Linked DNA regions of Mus musculus: region 2 is linked to region 1. A link is a contact called in ENCODE Hi-C or POLR2A ChIA-PET data. All regions are on one chromosome and are shown on one strand. Each heading gives the region's core, a stretch centred on a gene start or an enhancer-like site at or near the end of the contact. The rest is flanking DNA. Distances are from core to core; before and after follow the strand shown.

Evidence for each region. A loop is a pair of places that touch in the nucleus more often than their neighbours do. ChIA-PET counts read pairs that join two places held with the same protein, here RNA polymerase II (POLR2A).
Region 2: a loop to region 1 is called in a map of heart, with 5 times the contacts of the local background. The contact joins the promoter of Ifi47 here to the promoter of Irgm1 in region 1. A Hi-C loop is called at or near these places in 15 of 37 maps with a recorded cell type or tissue (ES-E14, Patski, T-helper 1 cell and 8 more). POLR2A ChIA-PET finds 5 or more read pairs at or near these places in 1 of 5 experiments (Patski).

Annotation. Positions count from the first base shown.
Region 1 is chr11:48,868,578-48,876,160 of GRCm38, reverse strand. It overlaps Irgm1 (immunity-related GTPase family M member 1), which reads left to right and starts at 4,741. Exons shown (of 3, transcript NM_008326.2): 1 at 4,741-5,067; 2 at 7,381-7,583. The coding sequence starts at 7,573.
Region 2 is chr11:49,083,928-49,091,510 of GRCm38, reverse strand. It overlaps Ifi47 (interferon gamma inducible protein 47), which reads right to left and starts at 4,494. Exons shown (of 2, transcript NM_008330.2): 1 at 4,367-4,494. It also overlaps the pseudogene Gm12188.

The sequences.
Region 1 (7,583 bases), core at 3,492-5,991:
TTTTTAAAAATGGAGTGAACCACAAATAAAAACCATGAAAGTAGAAGGGGGACTTACATAAAAGAAGGAGTTTACTGGGAAAGGAAAGGGGATAAGAAAGGAAAATGGGGGAATATGATTACAATACATTGTGTGTGTGTGTGTGTGTGTGTGTGTGTGTGTGTGTGTGTGTGTGTACGTACACATGTGTGTGTATGCATGAATATGAATAAATGTGTATATATGTATGTGAAATAATAAATCAACTTAAAATATTTTTTGGATTGGAATTGGAGAATAAAGTGGAGAAGAAGAGGGAAGAGAGAAACAAGGAAGGAATACTGGGAGAGACAATCAAAACCAAGGGTCATTTGAGGGGTAGTATGGAAACCTAGTCCAGTAGATGCTTCCTAAAATACACACACACACACACACACACACACACACACACACACACATGAAGGTGATCTAAATGAAATAGCCATATAATGGGGGAGGCAGAACCCTAACTAGATCTCTCACGTCACCAAATGAAGCCTCCAGTACCAGGAACAGATTCTCTTTCAGGGCTGGAGAGATGGCTCAGTGGTTAAGAGCACTGACTGCTCCTCCAGAGGTCCTGAGTTCAAATCCCAGCAACCACATGGTGGCTCACAACCATCTGTAATGGGGTCCCAGGCCCTCTTTTGGTCTGAAGACAGCTACAGTGTACTAATACATAAAATAAATAAATCTTTTTTAAAAGGGAATAGATTGTTTTCAATCAAAGAGTGACCATTTTTGAGTGACCAGATTGTATTTGGTCACCATAATTAGTTCAGAAGTCCTGACTTGATAAGAGAAAATGACAAAGCCATGGTAAAACTTGTGCTGGTTACAATACCTGAAAGAAACAACTTAAGGAAGAAAGAATTATTTTTGACTCATGGTTTGAAAAGGCTAGAGTTGGTTCAGTCCTTGGCCACTTGGCTCGTGCTTTTAGGGAGAGCTTCGTGGATTTGGGGGCATGTGGTTTAGGAGACTGTTCAGCTCATGGCTGACAAGAGACAGAGAGAGGTAGAGACACAGAGACAGAAAGAGACAGAGAACAGCTTAAGATGGTGTACCTTCACTTCAGGACGGAGGCTTATAAAACCCAAGAACCTAAGGAAACTTCAAGAACCTTGAGCTCAAAGGCTCAGACTCACAACTCCCTTCCCCACGCTTAGACAAGCAGTAAACCCTTGCTGGGAGAGAGGAGCCATCCTTCTGGAGTGCCTGCTGCAACCAGTGCAGGAGCTTCCAAGGATGCTGTGTTCCTGAGTCCTGGTGAGGTTGGGGTGGGCTTATCAGTGAGGTCACTGCCCTCAATCACCCAAGCTTCTACAAAGAACCCCAAACTGTTTATTGGTTGACTAAGGCAGACTTGGAGGAAATGTCTTTGCTCTATCTGGGGTGAAGAGATGACTCTCCAGAAAAGACACACGACTGAAGCCTTCTCTATCACCATCTCTATCTACGCAGCTCTAGTAGTGCGAGAGGAAATGGAAAAGGGAACCAGGGTGACACCTAGCGGCTGCTTAGGAAAGAGTTTTTTTTCCACATGTATTCTTTTGTCAAATTTTTTGAGACTTCCATACATGAGTCTCCATTCACACCATTTCCTTACCTGCCTTTCTCCCTCCAATCTCTCCCACATCCTCCACTTCTGCTCAAATTCCTCTTCTTCTTTAATTTGTATTGTTACACACACACACCCTCAAAACCCTGTGAGTCCATTTAGTGCTCCTTGTAGGAGTAAGTGTTTAGGGTTGATCATTTTCACTTGAGACTACATAATAACCCATAATCCATCAGGAGTCTCATCCCTAGAGAAGATTAATGCTCCTTGAGAGAGAAATGTTTTTAATCTGAAATATGTGAGCCAGGGCAGAGTGAGTCCAATATTAGAAAACCAAAATATTACATGAGAAAATATCCCACTTTCTATGCCTTCAGAGAAAGGAGAGGCAATTAGTCTGCATATGCAAAATAATCTGTGAAGATGTGCACACTCATGCACACGCATGCACACACATGCACACACACGTGATTTTTAAAAGAAGATAAAGAAAGACTGCTTCACCTCAATCGAATTATGCCATGAAGTACTGAGAGAAACCACCTCCTCCGAGTGAGGTCAGAGTGCTGAGATACCTCATATATTTTGCAGCAAAGACTTCCCATGTCCAGGATCCAATAGCAGGCCACAGCCTGGAGAGGGCAGCTGCAGAAAGGATAAAATCCTTGCCGAGCCCCAACTGTCAGCTACTTGGTTTCCTTGTACGAGTCAAAGTGCAATTCCAGATACTGAAGAACTGAGGTGTGTCTCTGTGACAGCTGGAGGAGATAAGTCGCCTCTGTGGGTGCTTTGTGAGAGGAGGAGGAGGAGAGGAGCCGTATGAAGCCCTATCTCTGTCCCTGTGGGAGCAGGAGACCAGGAAAGCCCTTTCAGTCAGAGTCCTCTGTGCTGCAGCCGACAAGCCTTTCCTGTGTGAGTTGGAGTCACAGATAGGAACAAGGCCCATGAGAAGCCAAGTGCTGCGCTTGAAGCTAAGACACCTACACTACCCCTGACAGAAATACTGGGGCTCTTTTTTTCAGTCACAAAGAAAGTAGCAGATGATTTCATTATCCTAGCACAGTAGTGAGTACAAGACTCTGTAGGCTCGGTGACCTCAAGTGTGTGTGTGTGTGTGTGTGTGTGTGTGTGTGTGTGTAGATTTATGAGTGTCTGTATGTACATGTATATGCCTTATTATGCAGGATAGGTGTGAGATCGTGATTGACAGGTCACCAGCTATGTCCAAGACCTTGGTTCCCAAGAGTGAATCTCCATGAATCTTTCTGTAAGGAGTAACTAACATGGTGTGGCGATTAATGAACTGTACCAGGGTCTCCCTGCTGAACAACAGGGTGAAAAGGCAAGTCCCCACACTTCGGTGTCAGAGAAAAGTAAACAGAGAAATGCCTATACTGTGCTTTTGTAACTGTTGACTCTTCCTTTCCTTTCTACAGTGAATGAATGATTAACCAGAGTAAGAACCTGGTACTAAGACAGGATCTTGATTAACTCAGCCTTTGCTCGTCTTGATAGTTCATGCTTTTAGCTCCAGCACTCAGGAAGCAGATGCAGGTAAACTCCGTAAGTTCAAGGCCAGCCTGGTCTACACAGAGAGTAGGTTAGGGAAGCCAAAGATTCTCGGCCAGTGACATTTTTAAGGACAGACCGCCTGTGTTCTGATTATTGACTGTGTACACACAGCATCCTGCCCTGAGGAATCTTTACCTGACACCCAGTTATAACAAACCCTGCTGTGCCCAGCCTCAGTTCCTCCGCAGGAGCAAGAGCCTGAGAGAACTAACTCTGAGCTCAAGGGAGACCCTGGCCCTGGGGAAACACAAAGTGCTGAGTTGAAATGCTGGCTCACTGAGACAGAAGGTTCCAGAAACTCTCTTCCTGGCCTTCCTGTACTGTGCTCAGACCTGTTCCTGTTTGTTCTTATAGAAATCACATAAAGAAAGCAGGACATACAGATTGTCCAGTCTCTCAAAGACAGACATTGAAACTAGCCTGCTTTCTCCTCAGGCTTTGAGGAGAAGCTGAGGGCTTAGAGGAATCAAACAAGGACAGATCCTGGCTATCACTCAAGGCCTCCAGTTCATTAAACAACAGCTCACACTTGTTCCTCTTCTCAGCAACTCAGTCTTTTCCGGTAAGGAGAAAGAGAAAGCCACCAGCGCCGGTAGAGGATCACATTACTGGTCACTTGGAGGGGTGACAAAGGGCTCCTTGTGACCAGAGGATCACATTGCCCAAACCTCTGGGCAATACTGAGCCTGTAATGGGCAGAAGTAGAGTTTGGAACACTGGTTAGTGCCTGTGTGAGGAGCCGCCTCATTCCTCCTGGCCCAATCTGTCTCCCTCTCGCAGTGACTATGGAACAGGCTCAGCTCTGCCCCTCTTTGCTGTGCAGTAAGAACTCACCGGTAGGTACAGAAGAGCAGCAGAGAGAATAACAGCCGCCCGACACTCTGAAAGCTACTTGGCTCCTCTTCGCTGCCCCCTCTGTCACTGTGACCGTGGCCGGTTGCTTTAAAAAAAAAAAATTCTGTTTTTCTTCATGAAAACGTTACACAGGGGTCAGTGCTTCTATGCCATGGTCAAAGCGTCCAGCCCCTGCGTTTACTCTCTAATAATCTACCTCCTAGATCTGAGGAAAATGAAGTATGTCCCCTCTCAGCTCATACCCTCTTCCCTCTCAAACACTAACGAGGACAAGAACCCGATTCTCGACTCCCTGGTGCTCTGACATTCTCCTTTATATAGAGAGGTGTGATTAATCAAGTGAGCCGGCAAACGGGGTAAACGATCATACAGAACAAGGTCTCAGTGCAGCCTCCAAGCTCGGGGTGGCCTGAGGTTGCTGGGTCTGGAGGTTAGCATTGCCCAGGGCCAGCATCTCCACAGGTGGTATCCACGGAAAGAAGTAGCAGGTTCAGACACTGGAAGGTCTGACGCGGGGCTGGCTGTTAAAGTCCCTAAACAGACACAACTCCAACCCCAACGCCCCCACCCTCCACTTCCACCACCACCTCCAATCCCTCATCCCGACCCCTGTTGACGGTGAGTCAGCACAGCAGGGTTCTGCTCCTCTTTGAAGACTACTATGCAGCCCGCCCAGCCTAATCCTGAAAACTAGCCTGTTTCAAGAAATAGAAACCGAAACTGATTCTCAATTCGAGTCCGTCCCCCCCCCGCTCCCCCGCTGGGCCCAGGCAGGCATATCTCCGGTCTAGAAAGTGCAGGACAAAAAGCAAGGTCTGCTCGAAGACCAGAAGCTGAAAGAAAATCCACGCGATCAGACCTCCTCTTGGTTCGTCTCCTCTCAGAAGGACTCCAGACCTCTGCATCTCATCTCTCAACATCCGGGTCTATATTCCAGTTTTGGATCTCTACATAGGGAACTTCTGCCGGAGGACAGCAACGTTTTTGTCCTAGGAAGAAAGGGGTGACGTTCCAGGAAGGCCACTAACATCGAATCACACATAATAACTCCTCTGGATCAGGTAAGTAAAAGTCTCTTAAATGTAGCTTGGCCACCCCCAATCTAATATGAATCCCCCAATATAATATGAACGGTAAAACCGTGAAAACAGGTCATGTGACCTTGGGGTCTGGTTTCTTTTGCTCAGGCAGTGTCCACAGCAGAGCCTCACTTTGACTGTCTAGTACCACACAGCCCTGCTGTATCTTTGCTGTTCAGATATATCTAAACCACCAGCCTGGAGGCAAATGCGTACCTCACCTTATTTCTGGCCTTGTGGTTCTTCTAATGCTGGCTAAATTTGAAGGAGGGCAGAGCGTGCCAACCCATATTCTCTTGGAATTTAAGATAGCGTCTCTTCATAGCTCCACAAAATAAACGCCCAGGATTAGAATGGACCACAGGCAATATCTAGGATACATGAAAAAAATAGGGGGGGGGGGAGGTTTGTTTCTTATCTGGACTACCCATGGAATAGGAATCTCAGAGTAGGTTTTGAGTATAAGGTATCATAGTGACCTTTTTGTCTGACTCCATTAAAATGTTTTATTTGCATTGGAGAAAGTGTCTCTGTTTAAGGAACCACCTCCTTCACTAGTCTGTAAGTTTATAGTTAATGAGATGGGAGCTTTTCAAATACCATCTTCCCAGAGCATGTGGGTTCAGTACTGTCCCCATTCACCGTGAGCAAGTTTATCACACTTTCCAAAGATAAATAAATATCAGAGGGAATTGTGTGGTCCCTGCTACCTTTCATGCAGCTATGGGCAAGTGTGTGCGAGCATGCTCTCCGTTCTGTGTCGGTTGCGAGACTCGAAAGACATTTCCTCACGGGTCTCATCCTCTTTCCCAGATTGACAGCCACAAGGATCTATATTCTTCTTTGGGGATCTTCGCCCCTGTGCAGAGAGGTGAAATAGGAGTATAATCTGGTCATGATCCTCAAAAAAGGAAGTGGAGGGTCACTTGAATCCCAGAAAGAATTCTAAGGGCTCTTTGTAAATACTGGGTTGGAGTTCTGAGGCACGGTATCCCAAGGCTGTCCACACCAACATTCCTGTGTGGCTCCTGGAGGATCCTGCAGCTTCATACAGTTATCCATGCCCTTTCCCAGTCTGCTTGTAATGTATGGACTTCAGCAGCCCTCCTGAGAGTTACTGGCTCCTGCGTGCAGCTGTGACCTGCACCATCCCGGGTGTGCAGGCAGGTCCAGGGTCCAGCACCGGGTGCTCTCGGGTGTGCAGGCAGGTGGGAAGTCTCCATCTACAGTCACAGTTACATAAATAGTTCTGAGAAAGCATGGTTTGCTCTCATCTTCTACTCTGGTGAGTGGAACTCAGTTAAGTAAAACCAATACAGAACTAGACCCTGGCTAATGATAGGTGAGATGGAGGGGAGAGAATTGCCTTGAGGACAAGACACTACTGAATGTCACACAGCTTCTTGTCTGTGTACCCCGTCTCTGCACCCCATTACAGAATGTTTTCAACCCCTGAAGTTTGTCCAGCTTCATCCCCCTGGCTTCCAGCCAGCTTTGTCTCAGACTTTATCACCAGCCCACTCTGGTGCCTATACACCCAGCTCAGGGCCCCTTGACACTGAAGCAGGAAGTACAGCCCTGGATATTCCGTAGCTTGGCCAGTCTGACATGAGAACTGCTGGAGGGGGACCCTGAATGGCTTCTATAGTCAAAGGCTGGACAGGCTGGCAGCCCCTATGCAGATGTGATATGTGACGGCAACCTTTCCCATGTCCTCCCTCTCACTGAATTCTGGACATCTTTGTAGTTATTTGATAAAGCACCTTGGTCTGTTGATGAGTTTAACCCTAAACCAAGTTCTATAGAGTTGGAGAAGCTGGGGAGAGCTCCTTTATCAGTGTAGTTCAGTTATGTGGTGCTTATAAGAGAGGGCAGAAAAATTGGTCTCCAACATTATGAAATGTGTGTCCATATAAAGGGTAAGTGACAATTGGTGGCAGTGAGTAGATCAAGGTTTCCAAACAAAACCCCTCAGCATGCATCAAATCCTCTGTTTAGTAGGACTGTCTTCATCGTAAAGACAGAAACGTGGAGTCATATTGCAGGGATCAGCCTTTGGATTTCTTACATACTCTGTGTATAGTTCAGGACTTAGACACAGTATACACAGGTTCTTAGACACAGTGTTATAGCCCTGTAATCTCAGCACTAGGGAAACCAAGATAGGACGATCATAAGTTTCAGGTCAGCCTGGGCTACAAAGGAAGACCCTGGGGGAAAAAAAAAGACTATTTTTTCATATGTCCCTGTTTCTTTGCCCACAATCAACAATAATGAATACCACTTATCTAATAGGGTTTGAGGAGTATTAAGTGAGATAAGGCATTCGAAGGAACCAACTCAGATTCACAGACAGAGGACCTGTGTGCTTAAAGTCTAAGAGTGGAGGAAGAACCTGAGGAGCGGCTTCCTCAGAGACCCTAATAAAACCAGAGAGCCTCACCAGGGAGCTGAAAGGTCCACAGACAGCGTCACTCGGATCTTATCATGAAACCATC
Region 2 (7,583 bases), core at 3,245-5,744, 220 kb before region 1:
CATCTCTGGATTACTTCTTGCTGCTACTATGCTTTCTCATTGCTATCTTCTTCCTGAATATTGACTGCATGGTGTGAACGGGCTTGGGGAGACCCTCCCTGTCCATAGTCCAGCGTGATTTCTTCATGGGAGACAGCCACTCTATTAGGCAACTTTCCTGCAGATCAATGAAGATGAACTTTCATAGAATAATGTTGTTTAGATGAATTGACGATCTTACAGAATTCCTGATTTGGTTTAAATAGTCATAGGAAGTTAGGGCAGTTGATAAGGGAGATTAGGGAATAGTTTAGGATGTTTTGCCAGCTGCTTCCTAGCAGAAAACCTACAGAACACATAAAATTAAAAAAACACACTCCTGGTTACTATGAAATGTTTGCTAAGTTCAAAAAACAAGAACAAAGCAAGCCTGGCTACTAAGGCTCACGAGTTTCACCTACAGGAGACAGACTAATAATTGAGGTTCAGTCCCCACGGTTAAAACTGAGCTTCTGTGTTTGTTGTAAAGTCTACTTTTCTGATCTTATAAGTTTGCTGATGAGTTCTTGGTGTGCACCTTGAGGACTTCGTGATGCGCAGCATGCAGACTGAAGAGATTTTTTTTTCCCCATTGTCTCAAAGAAAGTAAAAATTCTCCGACCTACAGTTCTCTAGTTAACTGTATGTTTACTTTTCTATGAAAAGAGTATAAGAATAGATACATGGTTAACTATGTAGACGAATAAGAATTGTGTTGAGTTAGAATAATGTGATGTCTACCTCCTTTCATGTAACCGCAAATGCTGCCTGCCAAAGGAAATTGGCTGTTAAAAAGTATCTGTCTCACTCAAATTCTGTTCATCTGTAATAGAAAAAGCTGAGTGATCAGATGTGGGATTTAGACTTACTTGTTTTTTAAAAAATATGAAACTTGTAATCATTTGTGTAATTAAAATTCATGATTAAGAAGCCATTGTGTTGTGAGTTCCTTGCTTCATCCACCAAATGTGTGTGTGTGTGTGTGTGTGTGTGAGAGAGAGAGAGAGAGAGAGAGAGAGAGAGAGACAGACAGACAGACAGACAGACAGTCAGACAGACAGAGACGAAAGAGAGTCTATTTTATATTAGTCACCAACCCTGGATTACTGATCTCACTGTTGGAGCTGGACTTTGACAAATGAACTTCTCTGCTGTTACTAAGCAACCATCAGCTTTTGGCTAAGTACAGTGCTAAATGCACAAGGTACTTGGGAGGTTGAAACAACTGTGAGTTCAAGGCCAGTCTTGGCTACATCAGCAACATAATGAAACCTTGCCTTTAAAAAATGGCTTTGGCCCAGTATAAGGGAATGCCAGGGCCAGGAAGTGGGAGTGGGTGTGTTGGGGATCAGTGCGGGGGGGAGGTTATAGGGGACTTTGGAGATAGCATTTGAAATGTAAATGAAGAAAATAATCTAATAAAAAATGGCTTTGACTCTTTTTCATGTTTTTAAAAACTCATGGCGTCTCTACCAAAGAAACTGAAGGGTTACTCTCAACAGACCACATTAGGAGACAACAATTTGTGATCAGCATCTTATTGGTGATAAGAAAAGTGCACACTGCACATCATTGATAAGACCAGAATGTATGCTTTCTCTAACTACAAAATATATATGGACTTTTAGATCATTAGAGTTGATAGTCTTATTTCTGGTTGTGTAGATTATTTACAAATGAAACAAAAGAGGGGAATGTATTAAGAAAGTATCTTGCTTATAGGAAATTTTACTGTAAAAGTTCTTAAATGTAACCTATTTTAATGCATACTTAAGTAAAATTTTAAAAACCAAACAACACAATCGTCATTTCTATCATGTGTCAGTGACCAAAGTAAAATCATTTTGTTGGTAATGAAAAGTAAAAATGGGGCCAGGAAGATGGGTCGAAGGGTAAAACCACTTGTCCTACAAGCCTGGTGACCTTTAATCCCTGGGACTCACATAAAAGGCCAAATATGAGGCACATTGGTAATTTCCCCAATCCTCCTTTGAAATAAGAGCCTTAGGAGAGCGCAGCCTGAAGCTTGCAGGTTAGTTACCTAGAGTCTACAACATAGCCATGGAAACCAGACACACCCACCTCTGTAAGGTAGACGGAAAGTCTAACTCTCCAAAACTGTTTTCTGACCTCTGCACATGTACATGTGATCACACACACATGCACACACAAACAGACACTCACGTATGTATGCACACACACACATACATAAATACACTTTTAAAGTAAAAATATAAAAAATGAAAGGGCTTGGAGTGCAGCTTAGTGGTAGAGCCCTTGCATAGTCCAAGGTTTATGATGCCAAAGGTCCAATCTCAGTACAAAGAAGAAAGAGGAGACAGAGGGTAAGGAAGGGGGTGGGGGAGAGAAGCAAGGGGGAAGAAATGCAGGGAGAAAAAACAGGAATGGGAGGAATAATTATTTTACTTCTGATTACTAATTGTGTATGGTGAACATTAGAACAAATAGAGATCTTTCAGCATCTTAAAAGAAACCAGCCACGCTTTCTCTCAAGTATGTTCTGTAAGTGTGAGGATGGAGGTTAACGTGCTGTCTCTTATGGAGCAGGATGGACATCCTTAGACCTCAGCAAATCAGCTTTACTCGTGTGTCCATGATGAAACATTACTTAGATTTTTGTTAATTATGTTTGTGGTCTGAAGTGTTTAACTTTTGAGCTGGATTCCTTAGTAGACCACATTAAGATGGCTTTGCATGTACCAGTCTTAGAAGTAAACACAAGTTAAAACAACTTGACAGAGGAATTCCCCAAGTGGCTTGTTTTCCAAAGTACCCAGAACAAAACCCTAAGTTTCCCTAGGTCTTGTAACTCAGCAAGGATTGTGAATGGAAATAATAGTGCCCGATCACATTCTGTTTAAAAGGTAAATACAGGGCGAGACGGGCTGGGCGGGATTGCTGGAGGGTCGTGGGCGGTGTGCAGGAGACGTATCAGCGGGCAGCAGCTGCAGCCAGACTCCCAGCTGGGCAACCCCCACTCACCACGTAGCCCTCGATGAGGCGTGCAGCTCCCGCCCAGGCACTACAGCACCACCCCCAGCGGCACACACACAACCCAAATCATCTATGACTGGAAATTCCTGATGGAGTGTCAGAACTCACCTGTTGCCAAAACACCCCCAAAGGACCTGCCAGCCATTTCTGGGTCACTAGCCCTACCAGCGGTGAGCCTCCCATGCAAGCCAGCCAGAGCCACCACCTGCACAGCAGCCCGGAAGATAAGCGGGCAGGCGGTGAAGTTTGAGATGGACATTTAAGGGACCATAGGACGCAGTGATGTTTCTGGGGCCCCTTGGGCCCTTGGGAAAAGAGCCACAGCAGTCAGGCCTTGTACCAGGCAGACACTGGGTGTGGATCGGCCACCCAGTCCTGCTCTTCACTCAGGGCACGTGCTCTGCCTTCCATTTTGTGAACACCAGCACATACCACCTTGTGCCTCTGTTGATAACCGAGCTGCTACTGCAGGGGAATGACTCTCACCCATACCCTCCCTGCATCGAGTGCCAGCAAGTGGACACAGAGGAGTCTGTCAGAATGATCCAGCAATTCTAGCCCTAGCCTCCGGTGCACACCCACCTTTCCTTAGGTTGGGGTAACTGAGAAAACCACCCTTTAACTTCTTTTCCTGAGAGGAAATAAAAGCCACATTTACCCTAGGCCCACAGCTGGACCCTATCTAGAAAAAAAAAAAAGTAAATACAGATGAGACTTTTTAAAAAGGGAGGGGAGGGAGGAAGGAAGGAAGGAAGGAAGGAAGGAAGGAAGGAAGGAAGGAAAGAGAGAGAAAGAAAGGAAGGAAGGAAGGAAGGAAGGAAGGAAGGAAGGAAGGAAGGAGAGAAAGAAAGAAAGAAAGAAAGAAAGAAAGAAAGAAAGAAAGAAAGAAAGAAAGAAAGAGAAAAGAAAAGAGAGAAGGGAAGGGAAGGGAAGGGAAGGGAAGGGAAGGGAAGGGAAGGGAAGGGAAGGGAAGGGAAGGGAAGGGAAGGGAAGGGAAGGGAACGAAAGGAAAGGAAAGGAAGGGAAGGAAAGGAAAGGAAAGAAAAGAAAGCAAAGCTGGCAGGGTTATGCCATACTCTCTGGTGGTGAGATCCGGCCACATTACAGTGAGCATGGTACGTTTCCTATGAGAGTCACCCATAAAGACTCTGCTCAGTCCAAACTTACTCAGAACTCTCACAGAACAACTGGCACCAAAAGGCAGTTCCAGACCCATGACTCCTATCTGTGATAGACCGGTGACATGACCTGCTGCCTATCCAAGCCAGCTCTGCCCTCTTCCCACAAAGCCAAAACCTAGGTCACACCAGGTGCAAAGGCTTTTCGCACTCACCAGATCCAAGAAGTAGAAAATACCGGGTCTGTTTCTCACTGCAGCCCACAGCACAGCCACCACCAACGGCACGGGTCTGCCCTCCTTCAGGAAAGTCTGAAGCAATGAGCCCTAGCAGAGAGAAAAAAATGAAAGATATATTTGCAGGAAACAAAAGTGAAACTAAAGCTCTTTCTTTGTTTCCCCTGCAGCATAAACATTTCCAGGAAAAAGAAAAGGACTTTAACTTGGTCAGAGAATGAAAGAAGCCTGGAAGATTCAAGGCCAGGAAGACATTTCCACTTGGCCTGTGAAGGGTCACTCGGCCAAGACATCAGGGGAATGAGTTCTCTGAAGCCAAAGGATTCCTGGGGACAAGGATGAAAGAGATGAGGGGTTTTCCAAAGACGCCAGTGAATGACTGAAACACACTGCCCATCGGGAAGGACTGTGCCATGCGTCTGCCTCCTTGTCCTTCTCAGGAACACTGTGGCTGACTAACCTCATTTCAGCCCCAAGGCACCCATGAACCTGGGGTCTCACAGGATCCAGAGCCACCAAGACAACTCAGGAAAGAGAGTAATGGAGTCTTCCTAGTTTCCTTTCTCATTTTATCTACCTCAGGATTCCCTCATGAGAGCGTAGTCTGGCACAAAGTGAAGACAGGTTTTCCAAAAACATCATTTGATGCAATGAGATAATCCCTCACAGGTTTTGTTGGTTTTAACGTTTATCACCATGGAGGAAAGACATTTGCTGCCATGTTGGGAAAAGAAGCTGTTGCTGACATGTTCTGTCCTTGGTGAAGTCTGTCTCTGAACATGGATGGTTTGGGTTATATTGACAGTGTTTCTGCATAATTTTTTGTTTTGTTTTGTTTTGGTTTGGTTTTTGTTGTTGTTGTTGTTGTTTTGTATTTTTGAGACAGGGTTTCTCTGTATAGCCCTGGCTGTCCTGGAACTTACTTTGTAGACCAGGCTGGCCTCGAACTCAGAAATCTTCCTGCCTCTGCTTCCCGAGTGCTGGGATTAAAGGCATGTACCACCACGCCCGGAGTTTCTGCGTAATTTTAACACATGTAATCAGATATGAAGAACAGATTACATGCTCCTGTTAATTAAAATGGTGTCTTTTTTTTCCAGCTCTGTGTGATTTGAGTTTATTCTCCATTTGAATGGCTGGGTGAGTGCAGAGAGTGGGAGGTTGATACCGTCCATGGTCTATGGGTCCGATTTTTGATTATCTGAAGGCACACAGTGACTCTGTCTCCTTCTGTACACAGACGTTCACATGCTTAGTGGATTCTTGTATGAGAACCAAGTACATCTCTTTCTTGGTTTCTATATGAGAGCCAAAATTTAGTTCTGAACATTGAAATCTTGAGGTATAGTGCCTGGCTTCCAGATAACTGAAGCCGTGACTCAATTATATGGCAATGTGTCACAGATTCACCATGAAGATACTCTGAGGTATGAAAAGGGGAGAAAGGGCACCATCTCTCTTTATCACTATGAGAGCATTCCTCAGCATCATGGGGCTCCCACGGTACAGTGGGACAAGAGAAGGGTGAATGAGCTGGAAGTCTGAATGTCCAGGAGAAACCAGATCTGCTTAATTCAGAGCTAAGACACCTGCAATGTCCCTGAGAAGGACACTATGGGTCTCTCTTTAGTTACAAAGCAAATGGTGAGTGACCACATCATCCTAGGTCAAGGACAAAGCTGTGTGTTCATTCATGTGTACACATGCTGGACCCATACATGCGTGCATTTCTATGAGCTGGTATATGTGTCTATGTGTGTGATAGGTATGTGTTCCTATGTGACAGATGACCCAGTAGACATAGCCAGTCACAGAACTCTGCATTTAAAATGTGTAGATGTGTGACATAGATCCTGCACTTCCTTAGAATAGTGACATACTGTGGTAAATTGTTAATAATCAAACCAGAAAAAAAAAAACAAAAACAGAAACATTGTCAAGCACACAGGAAAGGGGCAGCCAAGAGAAGCAGCGTGCTAGGCATTCTGAACTTGTTTATCTTCCACTCTCCACAGGGGGCCTCTGCAGTGCCATAGAAAGAAAACGGACACAGTTGTGCTGTCAAGTCTCAAGTTATTTACTTTCCTTTTGCTCCTGCTATCAATTTTGAAAGCAGGGTCTTGGGTGTTTCAAGCTTTGTGTGACTCACAGAGGGTGTGTGTGGCACATACAGAAGTGGGTCAAGGTTTCTGAGCGTGAAATCTCTCATGCTAAACATGACTTGATCACTAGTCACCTCCATCAGCCAAGCACTGTTCAGAGACAAGACCCAAGAAAAGTCAGAAATGCTGAAGCCAGCTCTAGTGGGAGTGGTGTATCCTGACTAGTGTTGTTGTGTTACTTGACACAAGCTAGAATCATTTGAAAAGAGGGAACCACAACTCAGCAAATACCTCCATAAGACTGGCTACTAGGCAAGTGTATAATGCATTTTTTCTTTTTTCTTTTTCCTTTTTTTTTTGTTTTTCTTTTGTTGTTGTTTTTGAGATAGTGTGTCTCTACATAGCTCTGACTGTCTTAGAACTCGCTATGTTCACCAGATTGACCTTGAACTCACAGAGATCCCTCTCTGCCTCCTGAGAGCTGGGACTGAAGGCATACCTCACAATGCCTGTCATGCATTTTTAAATTAATGATTAATGTAGGATAGTCCAACTCATGATAGATAATGCCTCCCCTGGGCTAGTGGTCCTGGGTGCTATAAAAAGCAGACCAAGCAATCCAGGAAAGAACAAGCCAGTGGGTAGCACTCCTTAATAGCTTCTGTTTCAGTTCTTTCCTCCATGTTCCTGCCTTGAGTCCCTTCCCTGGCTTCTCTCCACGATGTGGAAGTATAAGGTGAAATAGACCCTTTCTTCCCTAGGTTGCCTTTGGTCATGGTGTGTTATCACATCAGTAGAAACCCTAACTAAGACAGGGTGAGTACCAGTGCGGGTGCTAGAAGGGTTGAGGGTTAGACCCCCTGTACATACACGTGGAAACAGATAATTGGGCCTGGGTGACTATAGTCTATAGTACACTGAATTCTCAGAAGGTAGAAATAATCTTTTGATCTTGTACTTGTCCCTCCTCTGCACTGTTGAAGATAGTCACTTCTTCAACTGACAAACTGGCAGTGACAAGCAAGAGGAAACCCCAGCTTCAACTGTGGATGGAGAATAAAGATAGCTATTGCATAAAAGAGGGATGGATAAGC